Linked DNA regions of Homo sapiens: region 1 is linked to region 2. A link is an interaction called in ENCODE POLR2A ChIA-PET data of the cell type or tissue named here. Cell type or tissue: K562. All regions are shown on one strand. Each heading gives the region's core, and the rest is flanking DNA. Links, peaks and the distances in the headings are about the cores only.

Evidence for each region. ChIA-PET counts read pairs that join two places held together with the same protein. Peaks named below come from ENCODE experiments on the same cell type or tissue, not always from the same donor. Only the 100,000 strongest peaks of a DNase experiment are listed, where the experiment ranks them.
Region 1: POLR2A ChIA-PET joins it to region 2 with 9 read pairs; 4 of 35 experiments call an interaction of 5 or more read pairs at or near these places.

What each region holds. Positions count from the first base shown.
Region 1 is chr18:9,895,115-9,904,357 of GRCh38, reverse strand. LOC105371982 (a long non-coding RNA gene) reads left to right here and starts at 7,625. Exons shown (of 4, transcript XR_007066282.1): 1 at 7,625-7,699; 2 at 8,457-8,556; 3 at 8,661-8,776; 4 at 8,866-9,124. RefSeq lists an enhancer at 8,492-8,786. In K562, for the core only: a CTCF peak has its summit at 8,724; DNase peaks (open chromatin) are centred at 5,127, 7,037 and 8,647; H3K4me3 peaks cover 752 bases.
Region 2 is chr18:9,798,218-9,807,460 of GRCh38, reverse strand. The region is part of intron 3 of RAB31 (RAB31, member RAS oncogene family); the gene reads right to left. Among named protein-coding and RNA genes, the nearest start is that of TXNDC2, 83 kb to the left of the region's middle. In K562, for the core only: CTCF peaks have their summits at 3,823 and 4,387; DNase peaks (open chromatin) are centred at 3,490 and 3,870; H3K4me3 peaks cover 1,112 bases.

The DNA of each region.
Region 1 (9,243 bases), core at 823-8,822, 97 kb before region 2:
CTGCACTCCAGCCTGGGCAACAAGAGTGAGAATCTGTCTCTCAAAAAATAATAATAATTAAAAAAGAAAAAAAAAGTTTGATCATTTTTTTTCCACCACAGTTAAAATGACTTGTAGCCACAAAACAAGCAATAACAAATGCTGGTGAAGATGTGGAAAAAATGGAATCATTGTACACTGCTGGTGGGAATGTAAATTTTTTTTCCCTTTTTTTTTTTTTTTTTTTTGTTTTACTTTAAGTTCCGGGGTACATGCACAGAACATGTTGGTTTGTTACATAAGTATACATGTGCCATATGTTTTAAGCCCTGCATGCATTAGCTATTTGTCCTGATGTTCTCCCTTCCCTCGCCTCCACCCCCAACAGGCCCCATGTGTGTTGTTCCCCTCACTGTGTCCATGTGTTCTCATTGTTCAACTCCCACTTACGAGTGAGAACATGCAGTGTTTGGTTTTCTGTTCCTGTGTTAGTTTGCTGAGGATGATGGCTTCCAGCTTCATCCATGTCCCTGAAAAGGACACAATTCCATTCCTTTTTATGGCTGCATAGTATTCCATGGTGTATATGTGCCACATTTTCCTTATCCAGCCTATCATTGATGGGCATTTGGGTTGGTTCTATGTCTTTGCTATTGTAAATAGTGCTGCAATAGACATACATGTGCATGAGTCTTTATAGTAGAATGATTTATAATCCTTTGGGTATATACCACCCAGTAATGGGATTGCTGGGTCAAATGGTATTCCTAGTTCTAGATCCCTGAGGAATCGCCACACTGTCTTCCACAATGGTTGAACTAATTTACATTCCCATTAACAGTGTAAAAACGTTCCTATTTCTCCACAGCCTCACCAGCATCTATTGTTTCTTGACTTTTTAATAATCACCATCCTGACTGGCGTGAAATGGCATCTCACAATTATCATTTGTCAATTAAAAATAATTTTAAAAAAAAGAAGGCTTGATTAAAAAAAAAAGAAAAGAAGAAGAAGAAGAAGAAAACATACTAGAAATGCTTATTCCATACACAGGAACACATTTCCTTTAAGTATATCCTAACGCTGATTCCTCATTGCTATCTTGCATTTAAACACCTTTTGCAAAAATGTTTTATTCACTGGTGCATTCATTTCTTAATGGCTGCCGTAACAAATTATCACAAACTGGGTGGCTTAAAACAACAGGTATTTTCTCACAGCTCTGGAGGCCAGAAGTCCAAAATCAAGGTGTTGACGGAGCTGTGATCCCTTGGGAAGCTCCAGGGGAGAATCTGTTCTTCGCCTCTGGCGGCTGCTGGCAGGGAGCCTTGATTTGTGGCCGCATGGCTCCAGCTGCTGCTTCCGTCTTCACGCTGCCTTCTTCTTCGCGTGTGTTGAATCTCCTACGTCTCTTGTCTATGGACACTTGTGATGGCATTTGGGGATCACCCAGATAATCCAGGATTATCTCCTCATCTCAAGAGCCTTAACTTAATCACATCTGCAAAGGCCCTTTTCCAAATGAAGTAACATTTACAGGTTTATAGTACTAGACCCTGATGTCTTTGGGGCTACCATTCAACCCTCTACAGTTGGTATTAATAATCTTCACATCAGTTTAATGACTTGGTTAAAATTATCTCTGACAAAGAACCTAAGGCACATAAATGTTATTTGTTTATTTATTTATTTATTTATTTATGAGACATGGTCTCACTCTGTTGCCCAGACTGGAGTGCAATGGCTCGATCTCAGCTCACCACAACCTCCCGGGCTGAAACGATTCTCCTGCCTCAGCTTCCTGAGTAGCTGGGATTACAGGCTCGCGCCACAGGCCCAGCTATTTTTGTGTGTGTGTGAGACAGAGTTTTGCTCTTGTTGCCCAGGCTGGAGTGCGATGGCGCAATCTGGGCTCACTGCAACCTCCGCCTCCCTGGTCCAAGCGATTCACCTGCCTTAGTCTCTAGAGTAGCTGGGATTACAGGAGCCTGCCACCACGCCCAGCTTTTGGTATTTTTAGTAGAGATGGGGTTTCACCATGTTGGCCAGGCCGGTCTCGAACTCCTGACCTCAGGTGATTCATCCGCCTCGGCCTCCCAAAGTGCTGGGATTACAGGCATGAGCCACCAAGCCCTGCCTAGGTACTTTTTAAATAACATTTCTGCCATCCGGCCTAGGTACTTTTAAAATAACATTTCTAGCCAGGTTCAGTGGCTCATGCCTGTAATCCCGGCACTTTGGGAAGCCAAGGCGGGCGGATCACCTGAGGTCAGGGGTTCGAGACCAGCCTGGCTAACATGGCAAAAACCCATCTCTACTAAAAATACCAAAAAATTACCTGGGCATGGTGGTGGGTACCTGTAATCCCAGCTACTCGGGAGGCTGAGGCAGGAGAATTGCTTGAACCCGGGAGGGGGAGGTTGCAATGAACCAAGATTGTGCTGCACTCCAGCCTGAGTGACAAGAGCAAAACTCCATCTCACAAAAAAATAAAAAATGAAAAATAAAATTCAAAAAATAGTACCTATGTGATAGAACTACCACTAGTTGAAAACATAAAAAACATTCAGTCAACAGGTTGTTTTATATAAAGTGAAAATTATTTCCTGTTTCTAATTCTCTTATAAAAATGAGACATCGTGAAAAATAATATTCTGCCTAAATTGTGCATAAATTTCCCAATGATTACTGTGCAACTCTAGGTATCTTTTTTTTTTTTTTTTAGAGAGAGACTGGCTCAGCTCTGTCACCCAGGATGGAGTGCAGCGGTGCAATCATAGCTCACTGCAGGCTTGAACTCCTTGGCCTCAAGCCATCCTCCCACTTTGGCCTCCCAGAGAGCTGAAATTACAGACATGAGCCACTGTGCCCAGCCTGCCTCAGTATTTTTAAAACAAATTCTGGATAACATGGTATTTCATCCCTAGATACTTGAGTTCGCATTTCTCCCTTTTTGTAAACAAAGTAATAGGGTAGAAAAGTATCAAAATTTAAGTGCAAAGGATGCCAAAGGCAGGCTCAGATCCAAATGGTCAATATTTTCCCACTCATTAGTAAACTTTGTTTTTGTCTTTTATCAAGCAACAGCAAGACCCATTATGGGATTAAAAAGCCTGTATTTCAGAGGGACTTTTTGCCACCCATCATATTACCTAATTTACAATGATATTGGTAAGCATGATCTAGTGACAGCTATCCAGTTTCTGAAAATTTCATAAGCAATACTACTTTAGATGTGTGGTGAAGTTCAATGATCTACTTAGAAAAGAAATAGCAAGTGTGTTGCTAGGTGACATGCACATGCTCAGATACGGGGAGGAGCAGAACTGGTCCAACGAGGCCCTTGAAGCCAGGATGACCCACCTCTGCACCGCTCCTCAGCACATTCATCTGTGGTGGTCCCAGGTCACACCTCCTCTACTTCCCATATCTTCCCTATGTCATCTCACACCCGCCCATCTCATCTCCACACCCAGCAACCACATTCTGACTCAAACCCACTGATACCCCTATTGTTCTGGCAACTTCTGAAGTCCCCTAATGGTTTCTTGCGCCTCGACCTCACTACTTCATTTTCCGTTTCTTTTGCTTCCTTTGCTGCCTGGGATGAGAGGGACCCCTACTCTCAGCCCCCTGACCTTAAGGAACTCCCCATTCCTTTGCTATTCAGCTCAACCACTGTTCTTTCTGGAGAGGGGAGATTTGGATGTGTTTCCCTTGAATTGTTAAAAAGGAATGTAATCTTCATTCAGGGAGATAAAACTAGGGTTATCAAGACCTCATATTTAAGCAAGTCAATAAAGCACAGAAGAATCCTAAGAATTAGATGATACTTTCTTAGTTTTAATTCAAAATAGAGGAGTTTTCAGTTTTGTATTCACCTGCAAACAGTTTTCCTAGAGCACACCTGGGAACTCTGAATATTCATTGCATTTGAAACCGTTTGTCTATGGGCTGCAAATAGGGCTCATTGCTGTAGCAGTCGATTCCCTGACACACATTGATCTTTCTGTCTTCAATCTGAGTATCAAGAATAAACACGAGTAGCATCTGAACCACACATAATAAATCTTGGTCTTTTATTTTTTAAGCACGTAAGGAAAGAATAAGTGCCATAGGTAGGCCTGAAGAGGATGAATGTTGACCACCGGTATCCAATTTATGTAACTACCAATGTTATTTTAGCATGTTTATGTCTGACATATACAAAAATAGCAACCCAAAATGAAATAGGATTATAATCTGGATTTATAAATACTTTTTTAAAAACCTTCAAATGCCAAAACAAATGGAGATTATTTGAAAGTAAGTATGAGTAATTTTAACCTCACAGTAAAGAAATCAAAGTAATTAGGGGAATGAACATAGGGTGGGAATCATCAATATCCATTACTGGGCTGGGCAAAGTGACTCACACCTGTAATCCCAGCACTTTGGGAGGCTAAGGTGGAGGATCACTTGAACCCAGGAGTTTGAGACTAGCCTCAAAAACATAGTGAGACCTCTTCTTTAAAAAAAAAAAAAAAATAGCTGGGCATACTGGCACACACCTGTAGTCCCAGCTACTTGAGAGGCTGAGGCAAGAGGATCACTTGAGTCTGGGAGGTTGAGGCTGCAATGAGCCATGATCATGCCACTGCACTTCAGCCTGGGCAACAGAGTGAGACCCTGTCTCAAAAAAAAATTCAGACTGGTGTGGTGGCTGATGTTTATAATCCCAGCACTTTGGGAGGCCAGTGCAGGGGGATCATTTTATCTCAAGGGTTCGAGACCAGCCTGAGCAACATAGTGAGACCTCATCTCCACTAAAAATTTTTTAAAATTAGCCATATATGGTGGTGTGCACCTACAGTCCCAGCTACTCTAGAGGCCGAGGTGGGAGGTTCGCTGGAGCCCAGGTGATTGAGGCTGCAGTGAGCTATGATCATGCCACTGCACTCCAGCCTGGGTGACAGAGCAAGACTCTGTCAAAAAAAAAAAAATCCATTAAGGTTGAGTGCTCTCAAATTCCAGTTACGCAGCTGCTTCTGATAGCATGACAATATATTACCGTCTAGCCATGTTAACTGGTATGACTTAAAGGAAGTCTTCCTTAAAGCCTTCTCTGGGAGGTGGCTAGCCTCCTCTGCCCTTTCTAAACTGAGAATCATTAGCTAACTGGTGACTTCCTCGTGTATCTTCCTAAGGTCAGTGAAAGATATTGATCTATGAGTCATTAGAGTTGCATTTAGCTTTGTCTTTTAAACACCAACGTTTTGTGGCTTTCATAGAGCAGGGAGAGAGAAGCAGCATTTTTTTTTTTTTCACCTTTTCTCAAGACCTACCAGAAAGGTGCCTCTCCAGAGATCAGAGAACTTTTAGTTTTCTAAACCAGGAATTCGCGAAAACAGCATTAAGGTCAGCAGAAACGTAATGTACAGGGACAACCTTACTCTTCCCTGTCCTTCCCCATGCCATATCTCCCTCTTACTTGAAACTACCATCTTAACCTAAACAAAGATGACCCTCAACTTGTGTGTGTAAAAGTAATATACACTTCAAATCAATACGTAGTAGAACGATCACATTTTCTTTTCATTTTCACAATCCACATTTCTTCATTTCAACTACTGCCTGTCGTTACTGGCCCTAACTTCTTCCTATCTACCATTTTCTATCATCAACTTCTTCATTTTCATATAAATTATCTTTTTTCCATCCTGGAATCTGAAATTTTTTATTTCCTTAAATCTTTAAGCTACAGCCTTGGGTTTTATCTGACTCTGTGGTGTCTACATCCAAATATTTGTCATTGTTGCACTGGGTGTCTATTTTCATTGTGGGTATTAAAGGATCTCATGGTTCAAGTACCATTATTATTTCAAAACTTGCAGCCTAACTTTTCCTTTTATCTCTTGGTTTGCTTTGTTTTTTAGTTAACTTTTATCTCCATAGAGTGTAGCATTTCACAGTTCCCTTACAAGTTCTGGGAAACTTAAAAATCTGCCAAAAATCAAGATAGAATTCTAAGTAACAACATACCATAACTTTCTAGTATTTGCTGAATATAATTTATTTGAAATACCATTTGAGTCTCAAAAAGACACAAGTGTTGAACACTGAAGGCATAGTCTATGAAGAACCAGATTGTTCATATTTAGAGAAAAACATGTTTCAAAAGCATCGCTTAGAAGAACAGACCCCAGAACTGACTCACCCTGTTTACATCCTTTGCATCTTTCTTTCTTTTCTTCTTTTTTTCTGAGACCAAGTCTCATTGTGTTGCCCAGGCTGGAGTGCAATGGCACAATCTCAGCTCACTGCAACCTCGGCCTCCCAGGTTCAAGCAATTCTCGTGCCTCTACCTCCTGAGTAGCTGGGATTACAGGTGCTGCCCCCACGCCCGGCTAATTTTTGTATTTTTAGTAGAGACAGAGTTTCACCATGTTGGCCAGGCTAGTCTCTTGGCCAAGCTAGTCTCGAACTCCTGACCTCGTGATCTGCCTGCCGCGGCCTCCCAAAGTGCTGGGATTACAGGAGTGAGCCACCGCACCCAGCCATCCTTTGGATCTTTCTAAGCATTCACTCATCAGGTTTCATATTCTCTTTTGATTTATATCCCATATGCCAACGTTAGCAAAAGTTACTATTATAAGATAATTTGTCATTTGAATAAGGCACAGATAGCTATTTAGTTTTAAGGCTGGACAGACAGATTCAAGGAAATCGGATTGAATGTGAAATCAGGATGAAAGTGAAATGAGAAGGTGCGTTTAAAAGGAACTTGATAAAAGTACAACCTCTTCTTATTGGGTTTGATATTTCATGGGGATTTATAAGTGGGATAAGGGTGATTCTGACCATATTCTCCATATTCTTAATGTGGACTCTTAGTCAAATGTTGAGTGCTCAAATGCCATCCCTTGAAATCTATGTGCCTGATTGCAGGCAGCCTTTCCTTCCTCCCACTTTCCACGTTAATCCACTCAGCTCCTAAGGCTTGATGGGCCTGACCCTGCTTTGAGTGTGCACAAGTGACCAAGCCTGACCAATCAGAGTCCTTCAACTCTTCCAAATACGCAGAGTGGTTCAGGGATTGGCACATGATGCAGCCAATCAGAGTCTTTCCTGGAACTTTTGTTGGCGTTATTAGGAAACAGGCTCACCTTTTTATCTGCGATTATGAGCCACGGAAGCAACTGATGATAAAATCAAGATGAACAGCAGAGCTAAGGGTAGAAAACCATGTTCTGATGTTGTCTGAATCCCTGAATCTGCCTAAAGTCATTGATCTCCTTAGAATTTCCATTTTCAAGATCCAATACCCTCTCCCTTTTTGCTGGAGCAGGTTTGAGTTGGCCTTTTGTCAGTTGCACGGAGAAAATGAATGTATCACCTATCCCATAACACCCATGATCACTTAGGTAGTTCATCTCCAAACAGAATAACTTCCGATTTGGTCTGTTCTTGGGCCATTTGTAATCTGAAGCCTGAAAGGCCCAAAATGCACAACTAGAATACAGAACATCTGCATAATGCCAGCATTCGGAGGCTCTGCCAGAACACCCTTGAGCTTGGGCCATTCACCTATTCCCCATTGCTCAGGCTTCCCAGATTTTGTATTTTCTAGTAGTTGTTTGGGTTCCCTGGCAGTATCTAAACAGTTGGAGTCTTCAAAGTATTCAGTTGATTGTTTTTTGTTTTTGTTATATAATTAGGAAAAAACAAAATGAGAATGATGGTAAAAAAAATATCCTCACACAGGCTGGTCGCGGTGACTCACGCCTGTAATCCCAGCACTTTGGGAGGCCGAGGCGGGCGGATCAGGAGGTCAGGAGATCAAGACCATCCTGGCTAACACGGTGAAACCCCGTCTCTACTAAAAGTACAAAAAGTTAGCCGGGCGTGGTGGCACGTGCCTGTAGTCCCAGCTACTCGCGAGGCTGAGGCAGGAGAATGGCGTGAACCCGGAAGGCGGAGCTTGCAGTGAGCCGAGATTGCACCACTGCACTCCAGCCTGGGCAACGAGTGAGACTCCATCTCAAAAAAAAAAAAAAAAAAAAAAAATCCTCACACAGTGATAGCCAATGGCAACACATTGTGCCTTTTGTCCAATTAAAATAAAATAGAGATAATTCTGTTTTCAGTATTTTGACCTGCTTTTTATTTTCTTGTTTTCATTTCTCAGTGAATTTTTTTTTTTTTTAAACACGGAGTCTCTCTCTGTTGCCCAGGCTAGAGTGCAGTGACGCTATCTCAGCTCACTGCAACCTCTGCCTCCCATGTTCAAATGATTTTCCTGCCTTAGCCTCCCGAGTAGCTGGGATTACAGGCATGTGCCACCAGGCCCAGCTAATTTTTGTATTTTTAGTAAAGACAGGGTTTCACCATGTTGGCCAGGCTGGTCTGGAACTCCTGACCTCAGGTGATCCACACACCTTAGCCTCCCAAAGTGCTAGGATTACAGGAGTGACCCACTGCATCCGGCCTTTTCACAGTGAATTTGGAGGAGCTAGCCACTGACAGGAAGGAGGAAGGCGCTCCATACAGCAAATGAAATTCAGAACTCTGGCCAGCCCATCGAGAAGAGGGTAACAGGTAACCCCCATATCTCCCATTTGGGAGGCACCACTCACTAGAATTCAGCAGGCTGGAGGCCTGGAAATGACTCAGCAATGAGTCCATTTTCTTATCCCTGGTAGGCCTGCTGGGACAAGTTGAGAGAAGACGAATGAAGTGAGGACGCTGCACACCATAATCTGAAATAGTCCTAGCGGTGGAAAAGAAGCAGCCTGCAGACGAGGCGGGCAGTGGGAAGGTGCGCCTGCAGGAGGGAGCACCTTATGGGGCTGGGCAACTCACTGAGAAATGATTCTGTCATAGACATGTGTGTATTTCTTCTGATAGTTATGCTCTGGATCATCAGAAAAATACAAAGGCATAGCCACAATTCATACTAGTGGAGAGACCTCAACAGAGATGGACCCACCCAAGCCTAGCTTGGAACTTGGACTCGGATGGAACTTGGACTGCACAGACTGTGTGGCCCCACCCACTGGGGTTGAGGCTTCAATATATGAATTTCAGGGGGACACATTTCAACCCATAACTGCTTAAGATGAGGCTCACAGGCTGGACTGAGGACTCCTCTCAGGGTGCAGCACATAGGAAACCATTTTATTATTATTATTATTATTATTATTATTATTACTACTATTATTATTATTAGAGTCAGAGTCTTGCCTGTCACCCAGGCTGGAGGGCAGTGGCAAGACCATGGCTCAC
Region 2 (9,243 bases), core at 569-8,568:
CGCATCATACACAGCCACCGTGATATGCATTTGCGGGGAAAGCCAGGATGGCCATGACGATCACAGAAAGTTAGTCTCATCTTGCCCTCTCTCCGCTCTGCCCAGGCTGGTTTGGTCTCTCCCATCCTTAGCCTCAAGGTCACAGTAAGCGTACCATGTTCAAGACAAGAGCCCACTGTGTGGGACAGTATCTTCGCTGCACAGCCCTGAGGAGGCCTCCGAACATGCCCCATCACACCAGATGCACTCAAAAACATACGGTGTCATTTACCCCCATGTGCCTAGAGCCCTAGACTCTGCACTTTGCTGTGTGCCAACCCAGGCTAGCCAGCACGGCCTTCAGACCCAGCCCCAGCTCTCACGCAGCCGCACCTCCCTCCTGTCCGAGCAAAGTTCGTCTTGCCTTGACTGGACGTCCAAAGTTTCCACAAGAGCCTTCAGATATCCAGTGAGCTCCAAACTGGCCACACAGCCACCAGAGAGATCCTGTTTTGAAGTGCTGGATTATGATATTTATTTACACTGACCACAGAATGTATTTATTTTTAACTTTCACTGTGGAAATTTTCAAGCATATCCACAAGAAGAGAGACTAGAATAATGGACTTCCATCTTCTCATCCCCTGACTTCAAGATCACCACTAACACATGGACCACTGGCTTCCTTTCTACCTCGTCTCACCTCCCGCTCCATTCCTACCCCCTGGAGTCTTTTGAAGCAAATACTTGACATCATCTTATGTTAACTGAACATCAGAGTGATTGATTTCTTCCTATATAAATCCAATTGTTTCACTTCCCTGTTCAGAATCCTTCAAACTTAGTATAAAAGCCAAGCTCCATTCTGTGGCATCTTGGGTGGGACCTGGTCCCTTCTTGGGCCCGCCCTGGTCCCTTCTTGGGCCCCTCCCCTGCTTGTCTCCAGCCCCGGCCTTCTCGCTGCTCCCTAAACACAGAGGCAGGCCCACCGAGCCTCCGCACCTTCCCTGACGCCTTCTAGCAGCCTGGACCCTCCTCCACCAGCATCCTCAAGGCCCCTCCCTCACTTCTGTCACACCTTTAATCAACTGCCACCCTCCCTGAGAACCCTTCCCTGAATCCCTATCTGGACCATAGCAAGGACTCGACAAATATTTAATGACTGAATGCATGTAATAAAAGTCAATAACCCTGTGAAACCAGGGAGAGAAGACAGAGTTGTTCCTGTTATTCAGATGAGAAAACTGAGGCTCAGCATGGTTAAGTGAATTGCCCAAAGACACACAGCTCTTCTTTTTTTTTTTTGAGACGGAGTCTCTCTGTGTTGCCCAGGCTGGAGTGCACTGGCGCCATCTCGGCTCACTGCAAGCTCCGCCTCCCGGGTTCACGCCATTCTCCTGCCTCAGCCTCCCGAGTAGCTGGGACTACAGATGCCTGCCACCACACCTGGCTACTTTTTTTGTATTTTTTTAGTAGAGACGGGGTTTCGCCATGTTAGCCAGGATGGTCCCGATCTCCTGACCTCGTGATCCGCCCGCCTCGGCCTCCCAAAGTGCTGGGATTACAGGCGTGAGCCACTGCGCCCAGTCGACACACAGCTCTTAAATGGTGGAAAAGACTTTGAACACAGGTCTTGACTCCAAATTCCATGCATTTTCCATTCCTGTGTTGCTTCTCTGAAATGAAACGTTGCTTCAGTTGATATAATTAAGACACAGGTTTACATCAAATGTATTCATTCATTCAACAAACAGTATCTCACTGTTTGAACGCTCAGTATGTGGCAGGCACTGTTCTGAGCAGCAGAGAAACTGGAGTGTGGTGGGCAGAATAGTGTCCCCCAAAGAGGTCCATGTCCTAATCCCCATCACCTGTGACTATGTTAGGTTACATGGGAGGTGGAATAGGGCTCATCAGCTGACCTTCATATGAGGACATTATCTTGCATTCCTTGGGTGGGCCCAGTGTCCTCACAAGGCTCCTCAACAGTGAAAGAGAGAGGCAGGGGAGTGGGAGAGAGATTTAAAATGCTACTCTGCTGGCTCTGAAGACAAAGGAAGGGGCTACAAGCCAAGGAATGCGAGTGGTCTCTGAAAAAGGCAAGGAAACAAGATTCTGCCCTTGTACCTCCAGGAAGGATTAAGGTCTGCAGATATTTTAATCTTATTCCAGTGATACTTATTTCTTTTTTTTTTTTTAATCTTTTTATGTTTTTGTTTTTGTTTTGAGACAAGGTCTCATTCTGTTGCCCAGGCTGGAGTGCAGTGGTGCAATCTCGGCTCACTGCAGCCTCAACCTCCTGGGCTCAAGTGGTCCTCCTGTCTCGGTCTCCTGAGTAGCTGGGACTACAGCTGCATGTCACCACACCTGGCTAATTTTTTAAAAACTTTTTGTAGAGATGGGAGTCTCATTATATTGCCCAGGCTGGTCTTGAACTCCTGGGCTCAAGTGATCCTCCCATCTCAGCCTCCAAGTATCTGGGACCACAGGCATGAGACCCATTTCTGACTTCTGACCTTCATAGCTCTAAGGGAGTCTATCTGTGTTGTTTTAAGCCACTGAGCGTGTGGCAATCTGTTACAGCAACAACTGGAAACAAAAAAAGAAAGTGAAGAAGGTAACAAGGTCCCTGCCCTCAAAAAGCCTCCTCTTTTTTTTGGAGTGAGGGGGAGTCTGGCACCTTCCACCGGGCCACTCTGGATGCAGAGGTCTTCCTACCACAGGTCCGTGCTCACTGCAGCCCAGCTGCCTCTGTTAGGACAGGCTGTCAGCGCCTCAGGAACAGGTTCTTCTGTTACCAAACAAAGTCTATTTGCTAATTTCCTATTCAAGAGTGACACTCATAGGCTTTATAGGGCTTTTCTACTGTATTTTAGCCAGACGTAGGAAATTAGCTCCATAAAAGAAAAGAAGAGGACAGAAGGGAAAGGGAGTGGAAGGGAGGAGAGGAAACAAAACTAGTTGAAGTGCTTCTTAGATTCTCGGCAAATCCACCTCCAGACCCCCTGAAACTCCTGTCTCAGCGGCTCTGTGTTTTGGCCCCACGTCCTCTGAGAGTTGGCAGAATGGAAACTTGGCCTCCACCCAAGAGGCACAGACAGTGCCTCATAATTAGAAGCTACTCAGGGCATCCCAGACTAAAACACACATCAGCAAAATGTCATTGCCTGACCTGGGAAGGTGTTCATCTAGCGCAGTCACTGTACCTCCCAGAGCAGCCTGTCCCCACCAAGGAGGGGGCATATGGAAGAAGGGGACACGCACTGGAGAGCAAAGGGCAACAGCAGGGTCTCCAGTGACAAAAGAACCCCCGAGGGGCAAGAGCAGGGCAGAAGCCCGTGTGTAAGCAGAAGAAGCCTGTCCACGCAGCTCTGAGGCTTTCCCCTCTGGCCGCCTCTGTGTTCCCACGGCCCAGGCCACATCCCTCACTGCCAGCATGGCCACCTCCCGGGCTCAGGGCAGAGCTGTTTACAGTGTTTCCCTAAGAACTCCCGAAAGGTATCTTCGTATATGAACATGTCCTTCCTCCTTCTCTCCTGTCGCTGGCATTCTGACACCCAGGAGGGCTGTTCTGCACCTAGATTCCTATTTTCTTACAGGACACAACCCCCGCAAATGGCACGACAGTTCTGGGGGCCACGTCTGTGGACCGAGGCAGTCCCTGCTCCACCTGCACAGCTGCCGTCAGGGTCCCCTCATGCCCCTCTCCAATACCTCTGCTCACACTTTGCTTTTGTAGTTTCCAGCACCAATTTTCAAATATCAATGAAACTCTTCAGCTGTAAAGTGCTTAATGAAGGATTCCTGGGGCTTCTCCTTAAAGGAGCTCAGCAGGCATGGCCCTCACCACAGCTGTTTATCTCACTTCAACAGCATAAACCCTATCTTCAAGCTCCAGGCCTGCCTCCTCCCCACACAATCATCACTCAGTTTTCTCTTTCAAGAGAGTTACTAGGGGCATGGAGGAAGGGAATATTTCCCTTGCCGGGATCTCAGTTTGCATTGGTAGAAAGCACAGTCATCCCAGCCTGGACAGTATAGTGAGACCTTGTCTCTGAACAAAAAACAAACAAAAAATATTAGCCAGGCATAGTGGCTGGTGCCTATAGTCCCAGCTACTCGGGAGGTTAAGGCAGGAGGATTGCTTGAGTCCAGGAGGTCAAGGCTGCAGTGAGCTATGATTGCACCACTGCATTCCAGCCTGGGTGACACAGCAAGACCCTGCCTAAAAAAAAAAAAAAGAAAGGAAAAAGAGAAGAAAAGAAAGCACAGTGCTCTTGTGAAAGGGTGGGAGGAGAGCAAAAACTCGCATGTACTCTATCCTCTCCCATGAGGAGGAATGCCTACAAAAACGTTCTATCGTGGGCTGGTGGGGATGGTGCAGGTCAGGAGCAGGATTCCGGGCTGTGCTGCTGGCTGGTGTTGCCAGCTGGGACTGTATTTCCAATGCCTGCAGGAGAAAGAAAGGAGCTGCTCATTCTGAGCTTGTAAGAGGCTCCATTCTTCAAGAACTTCCAAAGGTCAAAATTTCCTCTGACTTTACTAATGGCCTATGAATAGTGAACCACTTTTTTGACCATAGATGTTGGGGCCCTGAAGAAAGCAGGAAAGACAGCAAAAGAGTTTCTTTGGATGTCTGTAAAGCCTGAATTTGACCTCAGCTATCTGCTGCCTCCAGTTCCTTTGCTTTCTCAAGGACCCATTCAGACCCAGCGATTCCGCACAGCTTTGTGCCAGTGCATCCCAGCCCTCTGGGCACATGATCTCCAAACACCTAATCTTTCAAACCATGCAGACTGGCAGTCACTTGCAAAATTAATCTGAAGGAGGTGAACAAGCGGTATGGCTGAACAGCCTGGGGTGGCCAGATCTCCTGACTGCATGCATTAAACCGTGGGCTCCTGGAGGATGTCAGTGTGGATCCCTCTTATAGGCATGCACCACCACACCCAGGTAGTTTCTTATTTTTTGTAGAGACAGGGTCTCACTATGTTGCCCAGGCTTATCTTGAACTCCTGGGCTCAAGCTATCCTTCCACCTTGGCCTCCCAAAGTACTGGGATTAAAGGTATGATTCACTGTGCCTGACCTAACTCTTTATTCAAAATTTTTTCTCTGAGGTCAGCATTTCTAACCTACATGTAAATTCCAAAGAGTTGAAAGACAGCTGGCAACTTGCTTATCATTGATAATTTACAGGTTTAAGGAGCAGGTAACCCCAAAGTCATCTACAAAGTCAACATAATCCTGACCAAAATCCCAGTTGGATTCTTTTGATAAATATTTACAAGCTGATCCTAAAATTCATTTGGAAATGCAACATACACAGAATAGCTAAAACAATCTTGAAAAAGAACGAAGTTGGAGAACTCACATTTTCCAATTTGAAAGCTTACTACAAAGCTACAGTAATCAAGACAATGTGGTATTGGCATAAGGAGAAAAAATGTATATCAAAGGAATAGAACTCAGAGTCCAGAATCAGAGCCTCAAATTTATGGTCAGGTGATTTTCAGTAAAGATGCCAAGACAATCGGGCAAAGAATAGTCTTTTCAATAAACTGTGTTGGGACAACTGGACAGCTGCCTGCAAGGAATGAAGCTGGATCCTGTCTTTACAACATGGACAGAAATTAACTCCAAATGCATCACAGGGATAAAAGTGAGAGCTAAGACTATAAAACTCTCAGAAGAAAATGCAGGAGTAAACCTTTACGACCTTAGGTTAGGCAAAGACAAGTGTTGGTGAGTATATGGAGAAACTAAAGCCTTACACACTGCTAGTTTTCCACTTTGGAAAACAGTTTGGCAGTTCCTCTAAATGCTAGTCATAGAGTTACCATATGACCCAACAATTTCACTTCTAGATACATACCTAAGAGATTTTTAAAAACATGCATCTGGCCGGGCACGGTGGCTTACACCTGTAATCCCAACACTTTGGGAGGCCGAGGCCGGTGGATCACCTGAGGTCAGGAGTTTGAGACATCTGGCCAACATGGTAAAACCCTGTCTCTACTAAAAATACAAAAAATCAGCCGGGCATGGTGGCAGCTGGCTGTAATCCCAGCTACTGGGGAGGTTGAGGCAGGAGAATCGCTTGAAAGCAGGAGGCAGAGGATGCAGTGAGCCAAGATCATGCCACTGTACTCCAGCCTAGGCGACAGAGAAGACTCCATCTCAAAAAAAAAAAAAAAATCTACACAAAGAATTGTACATGAATGTTCACAGCTATTCATAATAGCCAAAAAGTTGGGGGAAAGTGGATATCCATCAACTGATGAGTGGCTAAACAAAATGTGGTCTATCCAGACAATGGAATATTATTCTGCCATAAAAAGGAAATACTTTTATGACCCACACCACAAGGTGAACCTTGATAATCTTATCCTAAGTGAAAGGATCCAGTCACAAAGAACCACAGGTTGTATGATTCCATTTGTGTGAAATGTCCAGATTAGGCAAATCTAGAGACAGAAAGTATCCCAGGGCTGGGGGATGTAGAGGGGGAACTGGGAGTGACTGCTAATTCATAAGCGTTTCTTTCTGGACTGATAAAAATGCTCTAAAATGGATTGTGCTGATGGTTGAACAATTCGGAACACATCAGAACCCACCAAGGTGCGTACTTTAGATGGATAAATTGTATGGTACGTGAATCGGATCTCAGTAAAGCTGTTTTTAAATAAAAAAAAAGGGGGGCTGGTCATACTCCACATACTGATAGTCAACACAGAAACAAATGTGGACAAAAGCAATTTTCAGTGAATGTGATTTCTAACTGCTAAAGCTCCAGAGTGGGTTATCCAGAAAAGATGAAAGTTGGCTCATCTGCTTCCAAGGCCAACAGAGAATGAGGACAGAAAGCTCAGAGACAGAAGCTTGAGTGGGTCTAGAACAGGTAAGAAGGGGGTCAGGGAAAGAACTCCCTGCCAAGGAAAAAGTACAGAGAATTCCACCACTGCCGCTTCACTGGGCTCTTTTTAGAAACCATTTTCCAACATGGGGAGGGGCCGTCTGAGCCAAGAGGAAGGAATAAATATATCTTCAGAGCCATGGAAAGTCAAACATTAGCTCTACAGCTTCAGGTTTTTTAATGGGAAATTTGTGTTGGAACGTCATGAACTGTGTAAAAGTATAGCACGGTGGAAAAAAATGGAAGGGAGATGGCTGAAGAAAGTTTCAGGTTGGAAGAAGTTGGTCCTCCATGGTATATAGAGCAAGAGAACCCAGGAGGGGCCGCTGGCAGATGAAAGTATTATCCCCAGCTCTTCACCTCTTCATGAACGCATGCCTTATTTATGACAATGTTGCTTTTCAGCTCCTCTCGCTAAAAGCCACTCTATGTGTTGACTCTAGGCTCCCGCAGGGAGCTGGGCAGGTAAATTACCTTCTGTCGGCTATGGACCGCTCTAGGCATGGCTCCTGTGTACATCCTTGCAAAGGTGCCTGCTGACCTGCTACTCTGTACTGTTCACAGCTTGGTGTGAAGCAGAAACCAGCACAATAACCCATTCCAAGAGGACAGGATAAAAACTTCCCAAAGGCCACACTGATGGTACAACAGAGGGAGCCCAATGGCACTCTTCCCCTCTTCATAGTCCTTGGTGGTACAACACACCATGCACAAATCTTACTAATGTCAAGCTTCCAACAAATGGGATTCAACTGGGAAATGGTTAAATTTTTCAAAAAACATTTTTGTTAATAGATGCACCCTATGAATTACCATATCACCACTGAATGAATGAGATAGGATGCCCATGACACACAGTTGGATTAAAAAAGCAAAAGCAACATTCAGACAGTATCAAGAATGAATAGGCTGGGCACGGTGGCGCACCTGTAGTCCCAGCTACTCTGGAGGCTGAGGCGGGAGAATCGCTTGAGCCCAGGAATTTGAGACTACAATGAGCTATGATCATGCCATGGCACTCCAGCCTGGGTGACAGAGTGAGACCCTGTCTCTAAAATAAATAAATAAAAATAAATAGAATGAATACTCTCTTATATAAAGAGGAGGAGGATCCTTTGAGATTCCTGTGCTCAGGAGAAGAAAAAATAATTTTCCAAGAGTACAAATTTGTACCACAAATATAAGATAGAATTATTACTGGGCAGTAAGTAGGACATTAACCAGAATGCTGTGTATGTTAGGCAGAACTTGGTGCAATCATTCCACAAATAAATAAATATTGAATCATGAACACAAGCAAAGCACTGAGCGGAGCTTTCTTCCTTTAAGGACACAGAAATCCATGTCTTTGGCCAGGCTTGGTGGCTCACGCCTATAATCCCAACACTTTGGGAAGCCAAGTGAAATGGATTGCTTGAGGCCAGGAGTTCAAGCCCAGCCTGCACAACATAGCAAGACCTCATCTCTAACAAATTTTTTTTTTGAGGTGGAGTCTTGCTCTTTCACCCAGATTGGGGTACAGTGGTGCAATCTCAGCTCACTGCAACATTCGCCTTCTGGGTTCAAGCGATTCTCTCACTTCAGCCTCCCAAGTAACTGGGACTACAAGTGCCACCACGCCCAGCTACTTTTTCTATTTTTAGTAGAAACGGGGTTTCACCATGTTGGCCAGGCTGGTCTCGTACTCCTGACCTCGTGATCTGCCCGCCTCGGCCTCCCAAAGTGCTGGGATTACAGGCGTGAGCAACTGTGTCTGGCCCAATTTTTTTTTTTTTTTTAAATTAGCTGCGCATGGTGGCATACACTGGTAGTCTCAGCTACTCAGGAGGCTGGAGCAGGAGGATTGACCAGGCCTGGGAGTTTGAGGTTGCAGTGAGCTATGATTGCATCACTGCACTCCAGCCTGGCTGACAGAGTGTGACCTTGTCTTAAAAAGATAAAATAAAATAAAATAAGAAAGAAAAAAAGAAATCTGTCTTTATATTGTCAAATCATAAACCCAAAGTGATTGTTTGTTTAAAATTATGAAAACTAAAAGAACAATAACATTTCTATGATGATAAAGAGGGGTAATAAAATTCACGGGACTCCAATAATTAATGAGACAGAACAAATAGCAATAGGCACAAGCAACAGCAGGGAATTTATTTTTAGCTCAAACATTAGGCAACATCATTACAAGCACAATTAAAGCCAGCAACAAGCTGCCAAAACAATTGAAAAATTGCCATTACTGGAGAGATGCAAGACTCCACCAGGGGACACCAGACAAGGACAGCCCAAGGATAATGAAATCAGGCCGTCGAGGGCTGGGGAGATCAGGTGACCACATAGCCACATGGATATCAG